Regions from separate parts of the Homo sapiens genome. Here region 2 is linked to region 1. A link is an interaction called in ENCODE POLR2A ChIA-PET data of the cell type or tissue named here. Cell type or tissue: OCI-LY7. All regions are shown on one strand. Each heading gives the region's core, and the rest is flanking DNA. Links, peaks and the distances in the headings are about the cores only.

Evidence for each region. Peaks named below come from ENCODE experiments on the same cell type or tissue, not always from the same donor. Only the 100,000 strongest peaks of a DNase experiment are listed, where the experiment ranks them.
Region 2: POLR2A ChIA-PET joins it to region 1 with 5 read pairs; 2 of 35 experiments call an interaction of 5 or more read pairs at or near these places.

Annotation. Positions count from the first base shown.
Region 1 is chr10:119,101,853-119,113,495 of GRCh38, forward strand. It overlaps DENND10 (DENN domain containing 10), which reads left to right and starts at 2,261. Exons shown (of 9, transcript NM_207009.4): 1 at 2,261-2,345; 2 at 6,116-6,312; 3 at 9,997-10,076. The coding sequence starts at 2,291. RefSeq lists a silencer at 2,050-2,829 and an enhancer at 3,971-4,470. In OCI-LY7, for the core only: no CTCF peak of the experiment used is centred there; no DNase peak of the experiment used is centred there; H3K4me3 peaks cover 500 bases.
Region 2 is chr10:119,704,326-119,715,968 of GRCh38, forward strand. No RefSeq gene overlaps it. Among named protein-coding and RNA genes, the nearest start is that of INPP5F, 16 kb to the right of the region's middle. RefSeq lists an enhancer at 353-632 and a silencer at 7,491-7,680. In OCI-LY7, for the core only: no CTCF peak of the experiment used is centred there; a DNase peak (open chromatin) is centred at 4,816.

The sequences.
Region 1 (11,643 bases), core at 2,935-6,934:
ACTATCATCTCCCTCTCCTTTGTTTAATTATCTGTTCATCATCGTCTTCATCCTCATTTCTTTTCTTTTTTTTTCTGAGATGGAGTCTCACTCTGTCGCCCAGGCTGGAATGCAGTGGCGCGATCTTGGCTCACTGCAACCGTCCTCTCTTGGGTTCAAGCCAGTCTGCCTCAGCTTCCTGAGTAGCTGGGATTACAGGCACCTGCCACCATGCCTAGCTAATTTTTGTGATTTTTTGTTTGTTTGTTTTTGAGATGGAGTCTCGCTCTGTCGCCCAGGCTGGAGTGCAGTGGCGTGATCTCGGCTCACTGCAAGCTCCGCCTCCCGGGTTCACGCCATTCTCCTGCCTCAGCCTCACAAGTAGCTGGGACTACAGGCACCTGCCACCACGCCCGGCTAATTTTTTGTATTTTTAGTAGAGACAGGGTTTCACCGTTTTAGCCGGGTTGGTCTCAATCTCCTGACCTCGTGATCCACCCACCTCAGCCTCCCAAAGTGCTAGGATTACAGGCGTGAGCCACCGTGCCCCACCTAGTGCAAGTTTCTAGTTGGCTTCCAAACTGATTCCACATCTGTGTCCCACTCCTCAGCCTCTAAACACCTGCTTCTTTTCTGTGAAAACTAGACACATTAACAGTTATACTACAACAGGAAGCCCAGAGAATAGAAGGGCACGTAGTTCAGGGTGCTGCCTTCCAGGGGTTCAGTTTAGTGAGAGAAACAGGAATGCCATATACACACCTAAATATACTCCAATGTATAAATTGCAGCCTGGGCAACATAGCGAGAAACTGTCTCCAAAAAAAAAAGAAAGAAAAAAGAAAAAAACAGGCGCAGTGGCTCACGCCTGTAATCCCAGCTACGCAGGAGGCTGAGGCAGGAGAATCCCTTAAAACCGAGAGGCGGAGGTTGCAGTGAGCCGAGATCGCGCTATTGCACTCCAGGCCGGGCAACTGAACAAGACTCCATCTCAAAAAAAAAAAAAAAAAAAGAAAAAAGAAAAAAAGATGAGGGTGGGATTGTATTCCTGCAGACACCAAGGACCCTCCCTAATTAGCTCTGTGTGACTTGGGGTTGGGGCAGACAGTAGATCCAGAGGAGGAATCTTGGAGCCAAATCTTCCAATGTCTGAGTCGTTACTATCATTCAGATCTCAGTTCAAATATCCCTTTCTCAGAGAAGCCTTTCTTGACACCCATTTTAGAGCAGCACACCTCCACTCTCTAACACACTGCCTCCAGGGCACATATCGTTGCCTCCAGGGCACATATCATTCTGAGCTTTTTTACTATTATCTATCTATCTGTCATCTATTTATCTATTTATTTATTTTTGAGACAGGGTCTCACTCTGTCACCCAGGCTGGAGTGAGTGGCAGGATCACAGCTCACTGCAGCCTCAAAATCCTGGGCTCAAATGATTTTCCTGCCTCAGCCTGAGAGTAGCTGGGACTACAGGTGCATGCCACTATGCCTGGCTAATTTTTAAATTTTTTTTGTAGAGATGGGTCTCACTATGTTGCCAAGGCTGATCTCGAACTCCTGACCTCAAGTGATGCTCCTGCCTTGGCCTCCCATCGTGTTGGGATCAGAGGCGTGAGCCACCTCACCTGGCCTGGATTATTTATTCTACTCGCCAATTGTCTGTCTTCCCCAGTGGACTGCTCTGTCTTGTTCAGCCCTATAAGGTATCCCCAGTGCCTTATTAGGCCCTCAATTTTTGTTTTGTTTTGTTTTGGGGGTGGCTGGATGAAGGAATGGATGGAGACCCTTCCTCCATCCTCAGGACGCCTCTTTTTAGGAACAAGGTGACCTGTTCTTTTGAGCTTGACCAGAGGGCAGAGGTAGAACAAGGAAAGCCTACGACGGGAAGAAAGATTGGAGTGGATTGAGAAGAAGAAGGATGAACAGCTGGATTAGAGAAATTGAGGCAGGCTGCGGAGACTCAAGGAGGTTTCCAAGGGCGAAGGGCCACGGGCAGAAGACGAGTGGAGCTGCACTGAGCAGGTCCTGGCAGGGAGGACTGGGGCTGGAATAGGTGGGCCTGCGGGTGGGGCGGGGCCGACGGGGGGGGTTGATGGTCCTGTGATGGGGCGGGGCGGGAGGGAGGCGGGTCCTACAGCGGGAGGCGGGGCCTGTGATGGTCCGGGGAGGGAGGCGGGGCTTATGATGGGCCGGGGAGGGAGGCGGGGCCTGTGATGGGGGCGGGCCCTACGGCGGGCGGGGCGGGGTTCGGGTGCGAGGCCGGTCCTGCAGGCGGCAGCCAGAGCTGCGCGCCGCGGCGGCGGAAGATGGCTGCGGCCGAGGTGGCGGACACTCAGCTGATGCTTGGAGTCGGGCTGATCGGTGAGGACGTAGGCGCCCTGCCTGGAAGCCCGCACCCTGGTTCTGCCTCTGCTCCACCTCGGCCCGGGGCAGCCCGGGCTCCCGCGGCCCCCGGCGCCGACCGCATGAGGAGGGCGCGGCCCCCTCCCTGTTGGGCCTGGACTGGGGACTGCGGAGCCCGGCCTCCTTGGTGCAGGGGACCCGGCCCGCCGCCCTCGCCCGCCCGCCCGCGGCCGCCTGTGGGGCCTGCCCGGCCCGAGGGAGCCCGGGGACCTCCAAGATTCCGGGGTGGAGCTCCCCCTGCACGCCCCGGGTTGCCCGGCGGAGCCGGGACGTCGAGCGCTCCCAGGCTGGGCAGCTGCGAGGGGCGCTGCGCGGGCGGGGCCGGGCCGGGCGGGAGCAGCCGGCTGGCGGCGCGGCGCGGCGCGGCGGGGAGGAGGCAGGGTCCGGTTCCCCCGAGCCGGGGGCGGGCGGCTGCCTCGGAGCCACGGGTGACTGCCCGCCCGGGCGGCCCCCATCGTGGGACCGGGCAGCTGGAGACTGCTGGGCCGGGTGCTGCGCGTTGTACACACATTGTCTCCTTTTAGCTCTCACCAAGGACCGAGGGGCCGTGGGAAACGTCTGACGCCCACTTCACGGAGGAGCAAATGGAGGCCCAGGCCGTCATTGTGCACGGACACACCATAGGCCGTACAGAGCCGGGAGTGGGACCCTCGCAGTGTATCCCAGAGCCCCCAACCCCCACCAGTGGAGAGCTCCTGCATCATGTGATCGAGCTTGTGCATAAATAAAGCAGGAGTTTCTACACAATCCTGTGTGGTGGAATCTCGGTTAGCTCTGAGGAATGTAATTATCTTCCATAATTAAAAAATATCACACGGGGATCTTTGGGCAGCCTCGTGCAGTATTTAGGGGATGGAACCCGTTGGTTCCCTTCGAAAAAGTTTTATTTTCCCGAGATTTTTGCACACCCCTAAACTCTTTCTATTCCCCAAGTGCGCAATAACATTGCTTAGGCTTTAGCAAAACTGAAGAAATATGCTGATTATTTTTCAGTGCCTCAAAGCAGTGCGTTTATGTGGGAATCGCTTACTGTTTTTATTTCTTTGTCTTTCTTCTTTTTTTTTTTTTTAGACGGGGTCTCCCTCTTATCCAGGCTGGAGTGCAGTAGCGCAATCATCGCTCTCTGCAGCCTCCACCTCCCAGGCCCAAACCATCCTCCCGCCTCGGCCTCCGAGTAGCTGGGACCTCAGGCGTGCACCACCACCCGATTAATTTTTGTATTTTTTGTGGAGATGGGATACCGACATGTTGTCCAGGTGGATTACTGTATTTATTTCTAATGTGATTTTCAAACTGCTTCAAAACAAAACCTAAGTAACTTAGTTTCTCCAGAAGGTACTTTTGAACTAAGGCTAAGTTAAACTGTCTTTATCTACTAATAGCAAATAAAAAGATGACATATGATCATATTTTGAACTCAGCAGTTTTTTAATTATTCACACTAACGTGCATTTAAAAGGGGTTTGCAGCCAGCCTGGGCAATGTGGTAAAACCCTCGTGTCTCTACAAAAAATACAAAAATTAGCCGGGTGTGGTGTGCCTGTAGGTGGGAGGATTGCTTGGTCCCAGGAGGCAGAGGTTGCAGTGAACTGAGATCATGCCACTGTACTCCAGCATGGGTGACAGAGTGAGACCCCCCCCAACCCCGTCTCAAAAAAAGAAATTGAAAAAAGAGGCCAGGCGTGGTGGCTCATGCCTGTAATCCTAGCACTTTGGGAGGCTGAGGCAGGTGGATCAATTGAGGCTGGGAGTTGATCAGCCTGGCCAATATAGCGAGACCCTGTCTTCACTAAAAAGGCAAAAAATTAACTGGGCGTGGTGGTGCACACCTGTAATCTCAGCTACTTAGGAGGCTGAGGCAGGAGAATCACTTGAACCCGGGAGGTGGAAGTTGCAGTGAGCTGAGATCAGAGGTGGAGGTTGCAGTGAGCTGAGATTGCGCCACCGCACTGCAGCCCAAGTGACAGAGTTAGACCCTGTCTCAGAGAGAGAAAAAAAAACAGAATGTGAGTGTCTTTTTTAGTATAATGATTTCTTTTCCTTTCGGCAGATACCCAGTAATGGGATTACTGGGTGGAATGGTAATTCTGTTTTCAATAACAATTTTTTATTTGTAGTCTTTAGAGACAGGGTCTCTCTCTGTTGACTAGGCTGGAATGCAGTGGTGCATAGCTCACGACAACCTCTGAATCTTGGGCTAACTTGATCCTCCCACCTTAGCTTCCTGAGTAGCTGGGACCATAGGCACACACCACCATGTCCAGCTAATTAAAATTTTTTTTTTGTAGAGATGCGGTCTCACTATGTGGCCCAGGTTGGTCTGGAACTTCTGGCCTCAGGCGATCCTCCTGGGTTCCCAAAGTGTTAGGATTATAGGCATGAGCCATTATGCTTGGCCTAAACAATTTTAAATACAAAATTCACACAGTTGGTATGCAACATGGTTTGAAATATTTCACTATTTTCTTCATCTCTGGTTTTGTTTTCGACAAACCTTTTCTATGTATTTATTAAAAATTATTCGGCTGGGCACGGTGGCTCACGCCTATAATCCCAGCACTTTGGGGGGCCGAGGCAGGCAGATCATCTGAGGTGGGGAGTTCGAGACCAGCCTGACCAATGTGGAGAAACCAAAACCCCATCTTTACTAAAAATACAAAATTAGCCAGGAGTGGTGGTGCATGCCTGTAACCCCAGCCACTCGGGAGGCTGAAGCAGGAGAATAGCTTGAATCTGGGAGATGGAGGTTGTGGTGAGCTGAGATCACTGCATTGCACTCCAGCCTGGGCAATAAGAGCAAAACTCCATTTAAAGAATTATTCCGCCCAGCACTTTGGGAGGCCGAGGCGGGCAGATCACCTGAGGTCAGGAGTTCAAGACCAGCCTGGCTAACATGGCGAAACCCTGTCTCTACTAAAACTACAAAAATTAGCTGGGCATGGTGGTGGGCACCTGTAATCCCAGCTACTTGGGAGGCCAAGGCAGAAGAATCGTTTGAACCTGGGAGCCAAGATAGCACCAGTACACTCTAGCCTGGGTGACGGTGAGACTCCGCCTCAAAAAAAAAAAAAAGAATTATTCCAACTAGTTAAAAACTTAATGTAATTTTAGTTGATAAGCATTTGTGTGGGAGGAGATAGGGAGAAACTCTAACATCTTTCTTTGTCTTTTTTTTTTTTTTTGAGACCAAGTTTTGCTCTGTTGCCCAGGCTAGAGTGCAGTGGCGTGATCTTGGCTGACTGCAACCTCTGCCTCCCGGGTTCAAGCAATTCTCTTGCCTTAGCCTCCTGAGTAGCTGGGATTACAGGCATGCCCCACCACACCCGGATAATTTTTGTATTATTAGTAGAGATGGGGTTTCTCCAGGTTGGTCAGGCTGGTCTCGAAGTCCCGACCTCAGGTAATCCACTCGCCTTGGCCTCCCAAAGTGATGGGATTACAAGCATGAGCCATCGTGCCCGGCCAAAACTCTACCATATCTCTAAGGCTGAATTTTCATTCATGGTTTGTTATAAAAACTTTTTACTCAGGTGGCCTGTAATTCAGGATCATGACAGCTAGATAATTTGAGCAGTAGAGATAGGTGGGAATTTGGGGTGTCAGGTATTGTGAGTTGCTTTGTAAGATGGGATGTTAAAACTGATTCCACTAAGTGTTTCTGAGTAACCAATCAATTCACTTCCTTGCTGCTGTTTGACATTCTCACAGTGACCATCTTTCCACCGTAGAAAAGGACACAAATGGAGAAGTTCTGTGGGTGTGGTGTTATCCTTCCACGACAGCCACATTAAGGAACCTGCTGCTGAGAAAATGCTGCCTTACAGATGAAAACAAACTTCTCCATCCCTTTGTCTTTGGTCAGTACAGAAGAACATGGTTTTATATCACAACAATTGAAGTTCCAGATTCTTCCATTTTGAAAAAGGTATGATTGCGTGAAGGTAAAAAAAAAACCCCAAAATAGGCTGGGCGCGGTGGCTCATGCCTGTAATCCCAGCACTTTGGGAGGCTGAGGTCGGCAGATCACAAGGTCAAGAGATTCAGACCATCCTGGCCAGCAAGGTGAAACCCCATCTCTACTAAAAACACAAAAATTAGCTGGGCGTGGTGGCGCACGCCTGTAGTCCCAGCTACTCAGGAGGCTGAGGCAGGAGAATCGCTTGAACCTGGGAGGCGGAGGTTGCGGTGAGCCAAGATTGTGCCACTGCACTCCAGCCTGGCGACAGAGCGAGACTCCGTCTCAAAAAAAAAAAAAAAAAGAAAAGAAAATATTAAATATTATTTTCATTGGGAATACTCTGTTTCACACTTCACTCTCATTCATTCTATAAATATTTATTGTTGTCTATTATATGACAGACCCTGTAGTTGATACAGTGGTGAGCAGTACAGCAATATGTGGTCTTTTCCCCTTTTTTTTTGTTTTTGTTTTTTTGAGATGGAGTTTTTCTGTTGGTCAGGCTGGAGTGCAATGGCGCAATCTCGGCTCACTGCAACCTCCGCCTCCCGGGTTCAAGCGATTCACCTGCTTCAGCCTCCCGAGTAGCTGGGATTGCAGGCACCCACCATCACGCCTGGCTAATTTTTTGTATTTTTAGTAGAGACAGGTTTTACCATGTTTGCCAGGCTGGTCGTGAATTCCTGACCTCAGGTGATGCACCCGGCCAGGATAAATTAAGAATTTAGAAAGGCAGGCCGAGCGTGTTGGCTCACGCCAGTAATCCCAGCATTTTGGGAGGCTGAGGCAGGCGCATCACCTGAGGTTGTGAGTTCAAGACCAGCCTGACCAACATGGAGAAACCGCATCTCTACTAAAAATACAAAAAATTAGCCGGGCGTGGTGGCGCATGCCTGTAATCCCAGCTACTCGGGAGGCTGCGGCAGGAGAATCTCTTGAACCCGGGAGGCAGAGGTTGTGGTGAGCTGTGATTGCGCCATTGCACTCTAGCCTAGGCAACAAGAGCGAAACTCCGTCTCAAAAAAAAAAAAAAAAGAATTTAGAAAGGATATTTAAGGCAGCTTGTGTATTAAGTAGACTTTTCTTGGTGTGTTGTTTGATATGAACAGTATCAGTGTGACATGTGGAAGACTAGGATGTAATCGTGGACTTTCCTAATCCCAAGCAACCAGCAGGTTTTTTCAAAGAATAGAATATTGGAACAATACTTTATCTGAGCCTCTGGCATGTACCCAAACAGAGATTTTTTCCCGTTTTAGGGCTAATTTATAGCCAATAGTGCGACTATGTGAAGCATGACTAGAATACCAGCTTAAATTTTAAAAATTACATTTAAAATAGCAGGAAGGTAACAATTTAGAAACTGTAGAAGGTTTAAGACAAAACAGATTCATAGTTACAAAATATAAATTTGCAAGAAGATACTTTTTTTTTTTTTTTACGGGAGTTTTGCTCTTGTTGCCCGGGCTGGATTGCAGTAGCATGATCTCGGCTCACTGCAACCTCCATCTCCCAGATTCAAGCGATTCTCCTGCCTCAGCGTCCTGAGTAGCTGGGATTACAGGCATTCGCCACCACGTCCAGCTAATTTTCTTTTTTTTTTTTTAACTTCAATTTTTAATTTTTATTTTTTGAGTCAGAGTCTCATTTTGTCACCCAGGCTGGAGTGCAATGGTGCAATCATGTCTTACTGCAGCCTTAATCTCCTGGGCCCAAGTGATCCTCCCTCCTCAGCTCCCTGAGTAGCTGGGAGCACATGTGTGCACTACCATGCCCAGCTAGTTTTTAAATTTTTTGTAGAGATGAGGTCTCACTCTGTTGCCCAGGCTGGTCTTGAACTCCTGAGTTCAAGCGATCCTCCTGTCTTTTCTCCTAAAGTTCTGGGATTAACAGGCGCGAGCCACCGCACCTGGCCAAAAAGATAGGTTTCAATATGTAATGAAATCTTTGGTTTATTGCTCAATAAGTTCTTTTTGTTTTTGTTTTTTTTTTGAGATGGAGTCTTGCTCTGTCACCCAGGTTGGAGTGCAGTGGTGTGATCTCGGCTCACTGCAACCTCTGCCTCCCAGGATCAAGCGATTCTTGTGCCTCAGCCTCCCAAGTAGCTGGGACTACAGGCATGCACCACCACCTACTCTTCATTTTAAATGTATCTCTTCAAAGTTTTGTATTTATGAAATTCTGAATTTTGTCTCATTAGTGGAAATATTAGGTATATGTTTATCAGAAATTTATAATATAGAGGCATATAAGTAAATGAAGGTTTTTTTCTTTTTTTGAGACAAAGTCTCACTCTGTCGCCCAGCCTGGAGTGCAGGGACAAAATCTCGGCTCACTGCAACCTCTGCCTCCTGGGTTCAAGCAATTCCCTGCCTCAGCCTCCCGAGTAGCTGGGATTATAGGCACCTGCCACCATTCCTGGCTAATTTTTGTAGTTTTAGTTGAGACAGGGTTTCACCATCTTGGCCAGGCTGGTCTTGAACTCCTGACCTTGTGATCCACCTGCCTCGGCCTCCCAAAGTGCTGGGATTACAGATGTGAGCCATCATGCCCAGCCAAAACTTCTTATAATAGTACTTTTTAGCTTATGGCACCCTGCAGAGAGTTAGTTCAGGAGCTGTATGGTTGTTACTGAGATGTATTTTGTTGTTTTTCATCCTTTTATAACGAAGAACAATTGCTATTCGACAGAGCTGTAGTGTGACTATGATTAAGAATAATCTATTAATTTCAAAATAGTTAGAATAATTTGAATGTTTTCAGCATAAAGAAAAGATAAATAGTCTGGGTGCGGTGGCTGATGCCTGTAATCCCAGCACTTTGGGAGCTGAGGTGGGTGGATCATTTGAGGCCAGGAGTTCGAGACCAGCCTGGCCAACAGAGTGAAACACTGTCTCTACTGAAAATACAAAAAATTAGCTGGGCATGGTGGTGTGCCTATAATCCCAGCTACTTGGGAGCTTGGGAGGCTGAGGCATGAGAATTGCTTGAACCCGGGAGGCAGAGGTTACAGTGAGCTGAGATTACACCACTGCACTCCAGCCTGGGCGACAGAGCAAATGTCCCAAAAAAAAAAAAAAAAAAAACTGGAAAAATATATACATCTATTATGTATCAATAAAAATAAGTAAAATAAGGGTTTGGTGGTAGTGCCTGTAATCCCAGCTACTTAAGAGGCTGAGGCTGGAGGATCTCTTGAGCCCAGGAGTTCAAGTCCAGCCTAGGCAACATAGTGAGACCCCAACTCAAAAAAAAAAATAGGTAAAATAAAATAGTAAAAAAGTGTGGAGGAGAAAAGATAAGCAGTTGCTAAATTGGTGAGTCTGATTTAGCACTTCTTTCTTGTACTTTGATGAGATTAGGGGACATTAAGTAGAAATGTACTTTTTTTATATTTGAGTGAAGTATTTTTGATTTCTGAAAATTTTTTCTCTAAATATTGCATTCTTATGTAGGAAATTCAATATATATGTATATGTAATACATATGCACATGCAGAAGTATAAAGAAGCAAGTGAGGACTTGTTAAATTTTGGTCTTTTTCTTTTAATACTGTTGTGTCTTATACAAAAGGTTTGTTAGAATATAGTAATAAAAATTCTGCTAAAGTGTATTTAAAAAGTGTATTTTTTTGTTGTTTCTTTTGAACAGGTGACTCATTTTTCTATTGTCCTGACCGCCAAAGATTTTAACCCAGAGAAGTATGCTGCCTTCACTAGGATATTGTGTAGGTCTGTATAAAAATTGTATTAAATGCTAATATACAAAATGAAGACCTTAGTATAGTTACATAGCAGATTTCTACACTGAGAAAGCAAAGTTCAGCCTTGTGTCTCCCCAGCATAATCTTTAGTAGCCCTTCACAGACTGTAAAGACGGCCTTTCTCTTTTGCTCTGTTGATACTTCTCTTATTTGGGTAAATGATCTAGGGGAAGAGAAGGAGCAGTTTTATAGCTATTGTAGCTCCTGGGTGTTTTGAATCACTTCCTACTTTTGATCTGTTACTTCTGTTCACTTCCAGTCTAGAATTCCCTTAGTAGGTTGGATAAGTTAAGGGCCTTATGACATGGTAAACTGGTTCGTATGTGTCAAGGTCTGTGTGTACAGTCATTTTGGGGAAAGAATTATGCCGAAGCACAATAACACATTTCTTAGCTGGAATGCTGAGAAGCTAGGGAATTCTGATTAACTGGTTAGTCACGATTCAGCTAGACTCTTTTAGTTTCATCTCCATTGTTGAAAAATTTATCTAAAATATACCAGTCTATTTTCTTTTCTTTTTCTTTTTCTTTTTCTTTTTTTTTTTTTTTTTGAGACAGGGTCTCACTCTGTTGCTCAGACTGGAGTGCAGCGGCTTCATCATGGCTCACTGCAGTCTTGACCTCCCAGGACTCAGGTGATCCTCCCACCTCAGCCTCCCATGTAGCAAGGACTGCAGGTGCGCACTTCCATGCCTAGCCAATTTTTTATATTTTTTGTAGAGACAGGGTTTCACCATGTTGCCCAGGCTGGTTTCAAACTCCTGAGCTCAAGTGATCTGCTCATGTTGGCCTCCCAAAGTGCTGGGATTATAGGCGTGATGAAACTCTTTTTTTATGTGTTAAAGATATTAGCTCTTTCTTAATGATGAAGGCTTTTGCAGAGTTTTATTTATTATGTTTTTTTTTTTGAGACAGAGTCTCCCTTTGTTGCCCAAGCTGGAGTGCAGTGGGGCGATCTTGGCTCACTGCAACCTCTGCCTCCTGGGTTCAAGCGATTCTCTTGCCTCAGCCTCCCGAGTAACTGAGATTACAGGTGGGTGCCACCACGCCCAGCTAATTTTTTGTATTTTTAGTAGAGAGGGGGTTTTGTCATGTTGGCCAGGCTGGTCTTGAACTCCTGACCTCAAGTGATCCGCCCGCCTTGGCCTCCCAAAGTGCTGGGATTATAGGCGTGAGCCACCGCACCCTGCCTTGCAGGGTTTTAGTCGTGATTTTTTTTTTTTTTTTCTGGTTGTTGTCTTTTTTTTAGCGACACGGTCTTGCTCTTTTGCCTAGCTTGGAGTGCAGTGGCATGATCATAGCTCACTGTAACCTTGAACTCCTGGGCTGAAGCAGTCCTCTCACCTCAGCCTCCCAAGTAGTTAGGACTACAGGTGTGTGCCACTGCTCCTGGCTAATTAAAAAATATATATATATTTTGTAGAAAGGTGGTCTTACTATGTTGCCCAGGCTGGTCTTGAACTCCTGGGGTCAAGTGATCCTCTGCCTTGGCTTTTCAAAGCGCTGAGATTACAAACGTGAGCCACTGCACCTAGC
Region 2 (11,643 bases), core at 3,256-7,255, 600 kb after region 1:
GACCTTCCCTTCTTCTGAACTTGTTATTCACATCTTGTCCTCAAGACATTTTCTCCTTGGTACCGAGCAATAATTTTTGTTCTGATGTCATTGGTGATTCCGCACCTATGGAAAGCTGTTATTTTCCATTCTATCAGGAACTCAGGTATTTATTTCAATCTGTTCGTAGCAGAGAAGAATATTTCTGTTGAATGTATTCCTGTTCTTGTCAGGTTGTAAAGATGAGTAGAATGGGATGCCTCCCTAGCGCTGTGAGTTGTTGTTGTTGTTTGTAATATGTGAAATTGATGTAAACCCTCCTGACTTCAAGTTTTCGAAACCTCCCACTACTGCAATGAGTCAGATAGAACCAGGAACTGACACTAAGCTGATGACCCGAAAAGGGATCCATTGCTGAATTACACCATCATTAGTGAGAAGCTCCTGATCTCCTACTTTCTAACTCCAAGAAAGGTTCTATTTGTCGGTTGAAAGAGAAACTCAGCCACAGGTGGTGGGGTACGTCTATAATTCCAGCACTTTCGGAGGCTGAGGCAGAAGGATCACTTGAGGCCCGGAGTTCAAGAGCAGCCTGGGCAACAGAGTGAGACCCTGTCTTTACAAAAATAGATAGGGATATTTTTGTATGCTTCCTTTCTGGCTCCAGTATAACCTTCTTCTAGAGCTTCTTTGTCCTCAAACCTTAAGGAAAATATGAATAGCTATTCGGTTTTGTTTTTCAGTGTGTACAACCTTTGGGCTCTTATTCTGTCTGCAAAATTTAGACGTTTTTGTTGCTCATTGCTCACCTTCTTAATTTTTTTTTGTTTTTGTTTTTGTTTTGTGAGATGGAGTCTTGCTCTGTCGCCCAGGCTGGAGTGCAATGGCGCAATCTTGGCTCACTGCAACCTCTGCCTCCTGGGCTCAAGTGATTCTCCTGCCTCGGCCTCTCAAGCAGCTGGGATTACAAGGTGCCTCCCACTCAGCTAATTTTTGTGTTTTTGGTAGAGATAGGGTTTCACCATGTTGGCCAGGCTGGTCTCGAACTCCTGTGATCCACCCACCTTGGCCTCCCAAAGTGCTGGGACTACAGGCGTGAGCCACTGCACCCAGCCACCTTCTTAATATTTTTAAGAGGAAGATACTTTCCCACATTAGGTGTTGATTATGATTGACATTTTTATGATTTAAAAAAACCCTGTTTATTCTTAGTGGGCTTACTCATTCAGAGAGTCTGAGTATTATTTTTAGCACACAGCAAACCTGTTATTTTAGATTAGACTAATAATGAAACTAAGTCAGTTTCTTGACTTTTTTTTTCCACTTTCTCAGTTAAAAAATATTTTCAAGATGTCTCTGAAAGGATCTTATTGATTGATTGACTGAGACTGGGTCTTGCTCTGTCGCCCTGGCTGGAGCTCAGTGGCACGATCATAGCTTACTGTAGCCTTGATCTCAAGCGACCCTCCAGCCTCAACTTCCTGAGTAGCTGGTACTACAGGCATTTGCCACTACACCTGGCTGATTTTTTTTTTTTTTTTTTTAAATTTAGTAGATACAAGGTCTTGCTTTGTTGCCCAGGCTGGTCTCGAACTCCTGAGCTCAAGCAATCCTCCCACCTTGGCTTCCCAAAGTGGTGGGATTATAAGTGTGAGCCACTGTGTCTGGCCTGAAAGAATCATTTTTAATAGGTACTCCCATTTGTCCAAGAACCTTAAGGGTATATCAGTCATGAATAGGTTGTTGCAAGTATCTGGTTTCTATATGTCTATATTATTTCATATATTTCATATTGTGCATAGAGAAGGGACTCCACATTTTGTAGGGCAATTTGGATGGGCCCTAAGGTAGGGAATGATGGGGGGAGGAGGGAGATGCAGGTAAGCTGATGATAAGATCTTTGGCTGGTGGTATGGGCTGAATTGTGCCTCCCTAAAATCTACGTGTTGAAGTCCAAACCCCCAAGTACCTCAGACTGTGACTGGGTTTGAAGACAGGGCTCTTAAAGAGCTGACTGAGGTAAAAGGAGGTCAATAGGTTGGGCCCTAATACAATATGACTGATGTCCTTGTACGAAGAGAAGATTAGGACACACACAACACATAAACCTGGAGATAACCATGTGAGGACACAGCAAGAAGAGGCCAATGGTAAGTGAAGGAGAAAGATTGCAGAAGAAATCAACCCTACCAACACCTTGATCTTGGACTGTGTACCCACCCAAATCTCATCTTCAACTGTAGCTCCCATAATCCCCACATGTTGTGGGAGGGGCCCAGTGGGAGGTAATTGAATCATGGGGGCGGTTACCTCCATGCTGTTCTTCTGATAGTGAGTTCTCACAAGATATAATAGTTTTATAAGGGACTTTTCCCTGCTTCACTCTGCACTTCTCCTTGCTGCTGCCATGTGAAGAAGGACATGTTTGCTTTCCCTTCCGCCATGATTACAACTTTCCTGAAATCTCCCCAGCTCTGCAGAACTGTGAGTCAATTAAACTTCTTTCCTTTATAAATTATCCAGTCTCGGGTATGTCCTTGTAGCAGTGTGAGAATGGATTAATACGACTTCTAGCCTCCAAAAGTGTGAGGATGTAAATTTCTTGGCTAAGCCTGCCACTCTGTCACACTTTGTCATGGCAGCTTGAGCAGTCTCAGACAGCTGGGTCCTGGCCATATGATCTTCCCCATTCTGGAGTTCAGCGTGAAGGGTAGGGGGAGGGGCGGGAAGGAGGATGAATGACAAAGCCATCGATTTGGCCATCTGCTCCATACAGCTTTGAGAGCTTTGAGCAAGTCATCAGATACAGGATGGCTGCAGAGATGGAGCCTTCTTGAGAGTAGGGAAGGGGAGAGGAAGTGTGAATAACAATAAAACATACTCAGGTAGTGGGGGCAGAGGGAGAGGCTGCAAATAGTCACTATTTAACACTTTGGTTGCTGTTATACTTCATTCCCTCATGGCTGATGTTTTACTTTTCCTTAAGAGTAAATAGATCTGTACTCTTTAAAAATAGAAGGAAACAATATGATTAATTTAGACAGGCTTCTATTACTCTCTATATGACTTTTTCTTTCTGAGTAACTGTATTAGTCCATTTTCACGCTGCTGATAAAGACATACCCGAGACTGGGTATAAAGAAAAAGAAGTTTAATGGACTCACAGTTCCTCGTGGCTGGGTGGGGGCGGGGGCCTCACAATCATGGTGAAAGGTGAAAGGTGAAAGGCACATCTTACATGGTGGCAGGCAAGAAAGAATGAGAGCCAAGCAAAAGGGAAAACCCCTTATAAAACCATCAGATCTCATGAGACTTATTCACTAGCATGAGAATAGTATGGGGAAACCACCCCCATGATTCAATTATCTCCCACTGGGTTCCTCTCACAACACACGGGAATGATGGGAGCTACAATTCAAGATGAGATTGGGGACACAACCAAACATATCAGTGACATAGGAATTGGCATATTAAAGGGAGCAGTAGAAGCCATTCAAAAAAAGTACAATCCCCCTTGGGCATGTTTACTGGGTTAGTGTTCTCCCCAAATTCATGTCCACCAGGAATCTGTCAATGTGACCTTATTTGGAGACAGGGCTTTTGGCAGATGTAATTAGTCATTAAAATGAGGTCCTACTGGATTAGGGGGGTGGGCCTGTGGGTTGGCCCAACATCCAATTTGACTGGTGCCCTTATAAGAAGAGAACTGGGTGGGTGTGGTAGCTCACACCTGTAATCTCAGCACATTGGGAGGCCAAGGCTAGAGGATCACTTGAGCCCAGGAGTTCGAGACTAGTCTGGGCAACATAGGGAGACCCTACTTTACAAAAAAAAAAAAAAGCTAGGCATGATGGCGTATGCCTTTGGTCCCAGCTACTTGGGAGGCTGAGGTGGGAAGATTTCTTGAGTCCAGGAGGTTGAGGCTGTGGTAAGCTGTGATGACACCACTGTACTCCAGCCTGGGCAACAGAGCGAGACCTCATCTCTTAGAAAAAAAAAAAAAAAAAAAAAAAAAAGAAGAATGGAGCCGAGAGAGACACACACAGACAGACAGGAGGAAAATGCCACGTGACAGTGGAGGCAGACATTGGAGTGATGCAGCCGCATGCCAAGGAATGCCAAGGGTTGCCAGAAGCCACCAGAAACTGGGAAGAGGCAAGGAAGGATCCTTCCCCACTGCCTTCAGAGAGCACATGGCCCTGCCAATGCCTTGATTTCAGACCTCTAGCCTCCAGAATTGTGAGATAATAGATTTCCATTGTTTTCAGCCACCCAGTTTGTGGCACCTGGTGATGGCAGCCCTAGAGAGCTGATACAGGGAGCAGTGCAGGGATAGGCACAGTGCTTGACAAGTGCTTTTGAATTTCAAACAGTAGCTGCAGGTCCAAAGAAGAGATCTCAAACCTGTGTTAGGATTATACAAGTGGTACAGGGTGCAGTGGCTCACACCTGTAATTCCAGCACTTTGGGAGGCTGAGGCAGGTGGATTGCCTGAGCTTATGAGTTCAAGACCAGCCTGGCCAACATGGCAAAACCCCATCTCTACTAAAAATACAAAAAAAAAAAATTAGCAGTGCGTGGTCGCGTGTGCCTGTAATCCCAGCTACTTGGGAGGCTGAGGCAGGAGAATCACTTGACCCCGGGAGGTGGAGGTTGCAGTGAGTCAAGATCATACCAGTGCACTCCAGCCTGGACAACAGAGTGAGACTGCCTCCAAAACAAAACAAAACAAAAAAACAAAAAGAAAAACAAGTGGTATGAATTGTCTAGCACACACCCACAGAAATAGTTTCTTTCCCTTTCAAACGTACTGCATGTCAAATGGAAACTACCGACCAAAATCCCTTGAGATCTCTTGAGGGTATTCATCTGCACAAGTAAGGTAACACGTACAAAGGGCTTTAGAGCCAGAGAACTCATCACAAACTGGGAGGTGATTATTTTTCCTTCAGTGCAAAGAATCTTCTACATTCTGAAACATCAGGATAGCTGCTTAGGGGCATAAAGTCAGCTAGCTTTTGAGAAATTTTTCCATTTTTGAGAAAAAAATAATCATTTAGCAACAGGAACAGGAAGAGAAGTATTGGAATCATAATGTTTCCTTAAATTTCTCAGACATCAACTTGAAGTATGATGCCCATGTTTAGTGTATGGTAGGCTTGTCTTTTCTGCCAAAAGGGATTGTATGAAGATTGACAATGTAGATATTTGAAGCTGATTTTATTTGTTTGTTTGTTTTGAGGCAGGGTCTCCCTCTGTTGCCTAGGCTGGAATGCAGTGGCGCTATCATAGGTGGCTATAGTCTTGAATTCCTGGGTTTAAGTGAGCCTCCCGCCTCAGCCTCCCAAAGTACTGGGATTACAGGCATGAGCCACTTCACCTGGTCTGAAGCTGATTTTGAATGGAATAGCACTGTTCCTAGGTAGGGAGTTACACGAGAGGCTGGGTGGTGCAGTGGAAATCATGCTGGGTTAGAGATTCTGAGGTTGGTTTCTATGAGGCCTGGTGTCAGAAATTTGCTGCCTGACTGTGGGCAAGTTGCTGCAACTTGCGAAGTCTTCGTTAGGCTGGGTAGGTGACTGCTGGATTCTCTATACTTCCCCCACTGAGTGGGAGGGGAGGGTATTAGCCCCTGTAATGAGTGTCCTCCCAAAAGATATGTCCAAGTCCTAATTCTCAGTACTTATGAATGTGACCTTATTTGGAAGTAGAGTTTTTGAAGATGCAATTAATATAAGGATCTTGGGATAAGATCACCCTGGATTAGGATGGGCTCTAAATCCAATGACCAGTGTCCTTTCAAGAGACAGAAAAGGGGAAGACACACAGAAACACAGGGAGGCCTAGTGTGGTGGCTCAAGCCTGTAATCTCAACACTGTGGGAGGCAGAGGCAGGAGGATCGCTTGAGGCCAGGAGTTCAAGACCAGCCTGGGCAACATAGCAAGACCCTGTCTGTATGGAAAAAAAAGAGAAAGAAAAGTATATGTTAGGCTGGGCATGGTACCTAATGCCTGTAATCCCAGCACTTTGGGAGGCTGAGGTGGGTGGATTGCTTGAGCCCAGGAGTTTGGGACCAGCCTGGGCAATATGGCAAGATCCAGTCTCTACAAAATATACAAAAATTAGGCATGGTGGTGCATGCCTGTAGTCCCAGCTACTTGGGAGGCTGAGGTGAGAGGATCACCTGAGCCCAGAAGGTTGAGGCTGCAGTGAGCCATGATCATGCTACTGCACTCCAGCCTGAGCAACAGAGTGAGACCCTGTCTCAAAAAAAAAAAAAAAAAAAAGAAAGAAAGAAAAAAGAGAAAATTACACACACGCACACACACACACATATATGAAAATAAATAGAAACCCATGGAAGAAGGCCAGGTAAAGATTCATGTGAGGGTGGAGTCAGAGATGGAGTTATTCGCTCTAAGCCAAGACACACCAAGGGTTGTGGGAGCTGCCAGAAGGTAGGAGAGAGGCACGGAACGAATTCTCTCACAGAGTCTCCACAAGGAATTGACCCTGCCAACTCCTTAATTTTGGACTTGGCCTCCAGAACAGTGAGAGAATCAATTTCTGTTGTTCTAAGCTACCAAGTTTGTGGTCAATTGCATGGCAGCTATAGGAAACTCATATGGACCTCTACAGGTTAGGAGGGGGCACTGCCCCAACAGGCCCTCTGATATGGTTTGGCTGTGTCCTCACCCAAATCTCATTTTGAATTCCCACGTGTTGTGGGAGGTAATTGAATCATGGGGGCAGGTCTTTCCTGTGCAGTTCTCATGATGGTGAGTAAGTCTCAGGAGATCTGATGGTTATTATAAGGGGGAGTTTCCCTGCATAAGCTCTTTCTTTGCCTGCTGCCATCCATGTAAGATGTGACTTTGCTCCTCCTTGCTTTCCACCATGATTGTGAGGCTTCCCCAGCCATGTGGAACTATAGGTCCACTAAACTTCTTTCTTTTGTAAATTGCCCAGCCTCAGGTATGCCTTTATCAGCAGCATGAAAACAGACTAATACACCCTCTCTACTAGGAACCCCTGAGGAATCATCACTGCGTCTGATGATGGGATGCCAGGGCTGCCCATCTTTGTCAGACCAAACGCATGGGATTCTGAATGAGGTTGTATTTGTTGCCTGTGGCTGCCATAACAAATTAGGACAAACTTGGTGGCTTAAAACAACACACTTTTATGCTCTTATAGTTCTGTAGCACAAAAGTCCAAAATCAGTCTTACTGGGCCAAAATCAATGTGTTAGCAGTGCCTTTCTCCCTTCAGAGGCTCTAAGGGAGAATCAGTTTCTCGTCTCTTCCAGCATCCAGTGGGGGCTGGTGTTCCTTGGTTTGCCCATCTTTTTTATTTTGTTATTATTTTTTTTGGAGACAGAGTCTCACTCTGTCACCCAGGCTGGAGTGCAGTGGCGTGATCTCAGCTCACTGCAACCTCTGCCTCCCAGGTTCAAGTGATTCTCCTGCCTCAGCCTCCCGAGTAGCTGGGACTACAGGTGCGTGCCACCGCAACTGGCTAATTTTTTGTATTTTTAGTTGAGACGGGGTTTCACCATATTGGCCAGGCTGGTCTCAAACTCCTGACCTTGTGATATGCCCATCTCGGCCTCCCAAAGTGCTGGGATTACAGGCGTGAGCCACCGCGCCCGGCCCAGTTTGCCCATTTTAAAGAACAGCACCTTCAAATCTCTCTCGGCTCTGTCTTCCTATCACTTTCTCCCCTGTGTGTAAAATCTCCCTCTGCCTCCTTTGTTTTTTTGAGACAGAGTCTTGCTCTTGTTGCCCAGGCTTGAGTGCAGTGGTGTGATCTCGGCTCACTGCTGCAACCTCCGCCTCCTGGGTTCAAGCAATTCTCCTACCTCAGCCTCCCGAGTAGCTGGGATTACAGGCACATACCACCACACCTGGCTAAATTTTTGTACTTTTAGTAGAGATGGGGTTTCACTATGTTGGCCAGGCTGGTCTCGAACTCCTAACCTCAGATGATCCACCTGGCTCAGCCTCCCAGAGTGCAGGGATTACAGGCATGAGCCACTGTGCCCAGCCCTCTGCCTCCTTCTGATTCACATACATGTGATTGCATTTACGGCCTACCTGGATATCCCAGGATAAGATCCCTAATCACATCTGCAAAGACCCTTTTTCCAAACAGGTAACATTTACAGGTTTCTGATATCATTGAGGGCTGTTATTCAGGTGACTGCAGGGGGTTAGACATGATGGAAATGTCAGACAAGCGAGCGAAAGCCACCCAAGGATAGGAAGCTGCACCTTCATCCCACCATACCACTCAGGGTGAAAGTAATGTGGGGCAGGCCTCTCTGTTCAGGCCTTCAGAGACTATTCTGAAGATGTGCTTAGGCAAAGGTCCCAGCTCTCCAAGGTCAGTTTCTCCCTATGTAAAATGGAGATAAAATATAAAATTTTCTCTACAAGGTTGTTAGCGGAACTATACGAAGTTTTTGAAAGGGTGTCTTAAACTATAGTGTTACAGAAATATTTATACTTTAAAAAAATCTATTTTATATGTAAAGTTTTCCCCTCCAAAATCATTATTTGACAAATTCCTAACATATATGTGTGCGTACATATATATATGTACGCACACATATATATACACATATATGTACGCACACATATATATACACATATATATGTACACACATATGTACACATATATACGCACACACATACATACATATAATATTAACATAATTAAATATATTAAGAGAATATTCCGGCCCAGGCACGGTGGCTCACGCCTGTAATCCCAACACTTTGGGAGGCCAAGGTGGACAGATCACAAGGTCAGGAGTTTGAGACCAGCCTGGCCAATATGGTGAAACCCCATTTCTACTAAAAATACAAAAATTAGCCGGGCGTGGTGGGGAGCATCTGTAGTCTCAGCTACTCGGGAGGCTGAGGCAGAAGAATTGCTTGAACCCAGGAAGTGGAGGTTGTAACGAGCTGAGATGGTGCCACTGCACTCCAGCCTGGGCGACACAGCAAGACCCTGTCTCAAAAAACAAAAAACAAAAACAAAAAAACAACAAAAAAGAGAATATGTGTTTCCTCCATTTATTTATTTATTTATTTATGTGAGACAGAGTCTTGCTCTGTTGCCCAGGCTGGAGTACAGTGGTGTGATCTTGGCTCACTGCAACCTCCACCTCCAGGGTTCAAGCGATTCTCGTGTCTCAGCCTCCCAAGTAGCTGGGGTTACAGGCATGTACCACCACACCTGGCTAATTTTTGTATTTCCAGTAGAGACGGGGTTTCACCATGTTGGCCAGGCTGGCCTCCAACTCCTGGCCTCAAGTGATCCACCTACCTCAGCCTCCCAAAGTGCTGGGATTACAGGCATGAGCCACCACACCTGGCTTTCCCCTAATTTTTGATTGTCTCCTGCTCTCCTTTAATCCCCCTCCCAGTATGAAATCTCCTAAACCCTACCTTGGAAATTCCAACCCTTCCCACAGGTTGGAACCTGCCTTCTATCTCCCTAAGTATCCCACAATCCCTACCACTACAGCTCTGATGGCTCTGGAGTTGGGGCGCCGTGAGCTTGGATTCCTATGAATTAGTGGAGGACTGTGATTCCTTGCTGCTTCTGGGCAGTGCCTTAACCAGCAGTGGCTGTGGCCAGGTTGATCCTGAATCCCCCAAGGACAAGCACGCCTTGCCACTGAGTATTACATTTTTTCCTGAAACCACCCAGTCTAGCATCACACGATGAAAACACTCTCCACCTATTAATAGTACTTTTGAATCTACTCCTGGAAAATCTATACCCTGGCATTACTGAATCAAAGATGCTTCCTAGCTCTATTTTCAATATAAGGGCTCCACATGAACTGAGAATAGCTCTGTCTGAGTCATTGGGATGAATGGTGCCATCTTTAAACATAGTTTCCAATCTCTAAATTTATCTCTAAAACAAATGTGTGTATGTGTGTGTGTGTGTGCTCATCCAGCTCCATAACTGTTAGTAGATTAGAGAGCTGGAGGGAGCAGAAAGTGTATCTGAGCTCAGAAGAGGAGGAGCGGCTAAAAGGACACGGGAGAATGATCACAGAGGGGAGACAAGCCAAGAGAAGACAACGAACAGGCACAGATCCTCCTGGGATGTAGAAGCACAGAAGGTTCTTTCCTGCTAGCAATGGGGGCAAGAACTGTGATGCCTGAAGCTTCTTCCAATAAGGAGAGTCCCTTTAGAAAGGAGAATACAAAATAGTGAATACAGAATTAGGGCTTTGGATGAAATCAAGGAATCTTGAAGCTTAAGCTTCTTTTGCCTCAGGACAAATTCTCTGTCTCTGGCTGGGAATCAAGGCCAACATCCAACTTATAGTTACACAGTTAACGTCCACTACTTCTATTTCCTGGTGATGTGATTTGAGCTAAAAACGTGAATCACTTACATATATAAAATTAAAATGTGTTTAGCTTTACATATATATGTTATTATATATATAAAAAATATTTTATATATATGTTAGGAATTTGTCAAATAATGAGCCTAGAGGGGAAAACTTTACACATAAAATACATATTTTTTTTGAGACAGGGTCTTCCTCTGTCAGCCAGGCTGGAGTGCAGTGGCATGATCATGGCTCATTGCAACCTCTGCCTCCTGGGTTCAAGTGATCTTCCCACCTCAGCCTCTTGGGTAACTGGGACTACAGTTGCGCACCACCACGCCCAGCTAACTTTTTCGTATTTTTTGTAGCGATGGGGTCTTGCCATGTTGCCCAGGCTCATATTCAATTCCTGGACTCAAGCGATCCGTCCACATCAGCCTCCCAAAGTGCTGGGATTACAGGCCTGAGCCACTGAGCCCAGCCATAAAATATATGCAAAATATTTGCATAAAATATATGCATATATTTTTAAAATATATGCAAAATAACGGTGCGATAACTCTTTATAGTTTTTTGTTTTGTTCTTTTTTTGAGACAGCGTATCTCTCTGTCTCCCAGGCTGGAGTGCAGTGGCCTGATCTGATCTTGGCTCACTACAACCTCCACCTCCCGGGTTCAAGCGATTCTCCTGCCTCAGCCTCCCGAGCAGCTGGGACTACAGGTGTCTGCCACCACTCCCGGCCAATTTTTGTATTTTTAGTAGAGACAGGATTTCACCATATTGGCCAGGCTGGTCTCGAACTCCTGACCTTGTGATCCACCCGCCTTGGCCTCCCAAAGTGCTGGGATTACAGGCGTGAGCCACCGCGCCCGGCCAACTCTTTGTAGTTTAAGACATCGTTTCAAAGAGTTGACTTCATTTAATTCTGATGACAACCTTGTGAAGAAAATTTTATATCTTATCTCCATTTTGTTTAGGGTGAAACTGATCTTGGAGAGCTGGGAGATTTGCCTTAGCACATCTGGCTGGTGAATAGGTGAGGTGGGGTGGGACCCCAGTGACACTTGCCGGTGTTGACTGGGGGGTAAATACAATTTGCAGGCTGTTCTGCTTCCTAGGGCTGGGGATGGGTAGAGGAGAACAAGACAGCAGAGGCCACCGCAACTGCCCGCCCCTTGGCACTTGTCTCTTTCCATCTCCCTTGGATTTCCCAGCTCCAGGCTCCACAGGCAGAAGAGTCAGTAATTCGCTCCAAATAGGAGCAAATGGGGGGGCTTTGGGGAATCACTTCAGACCCAG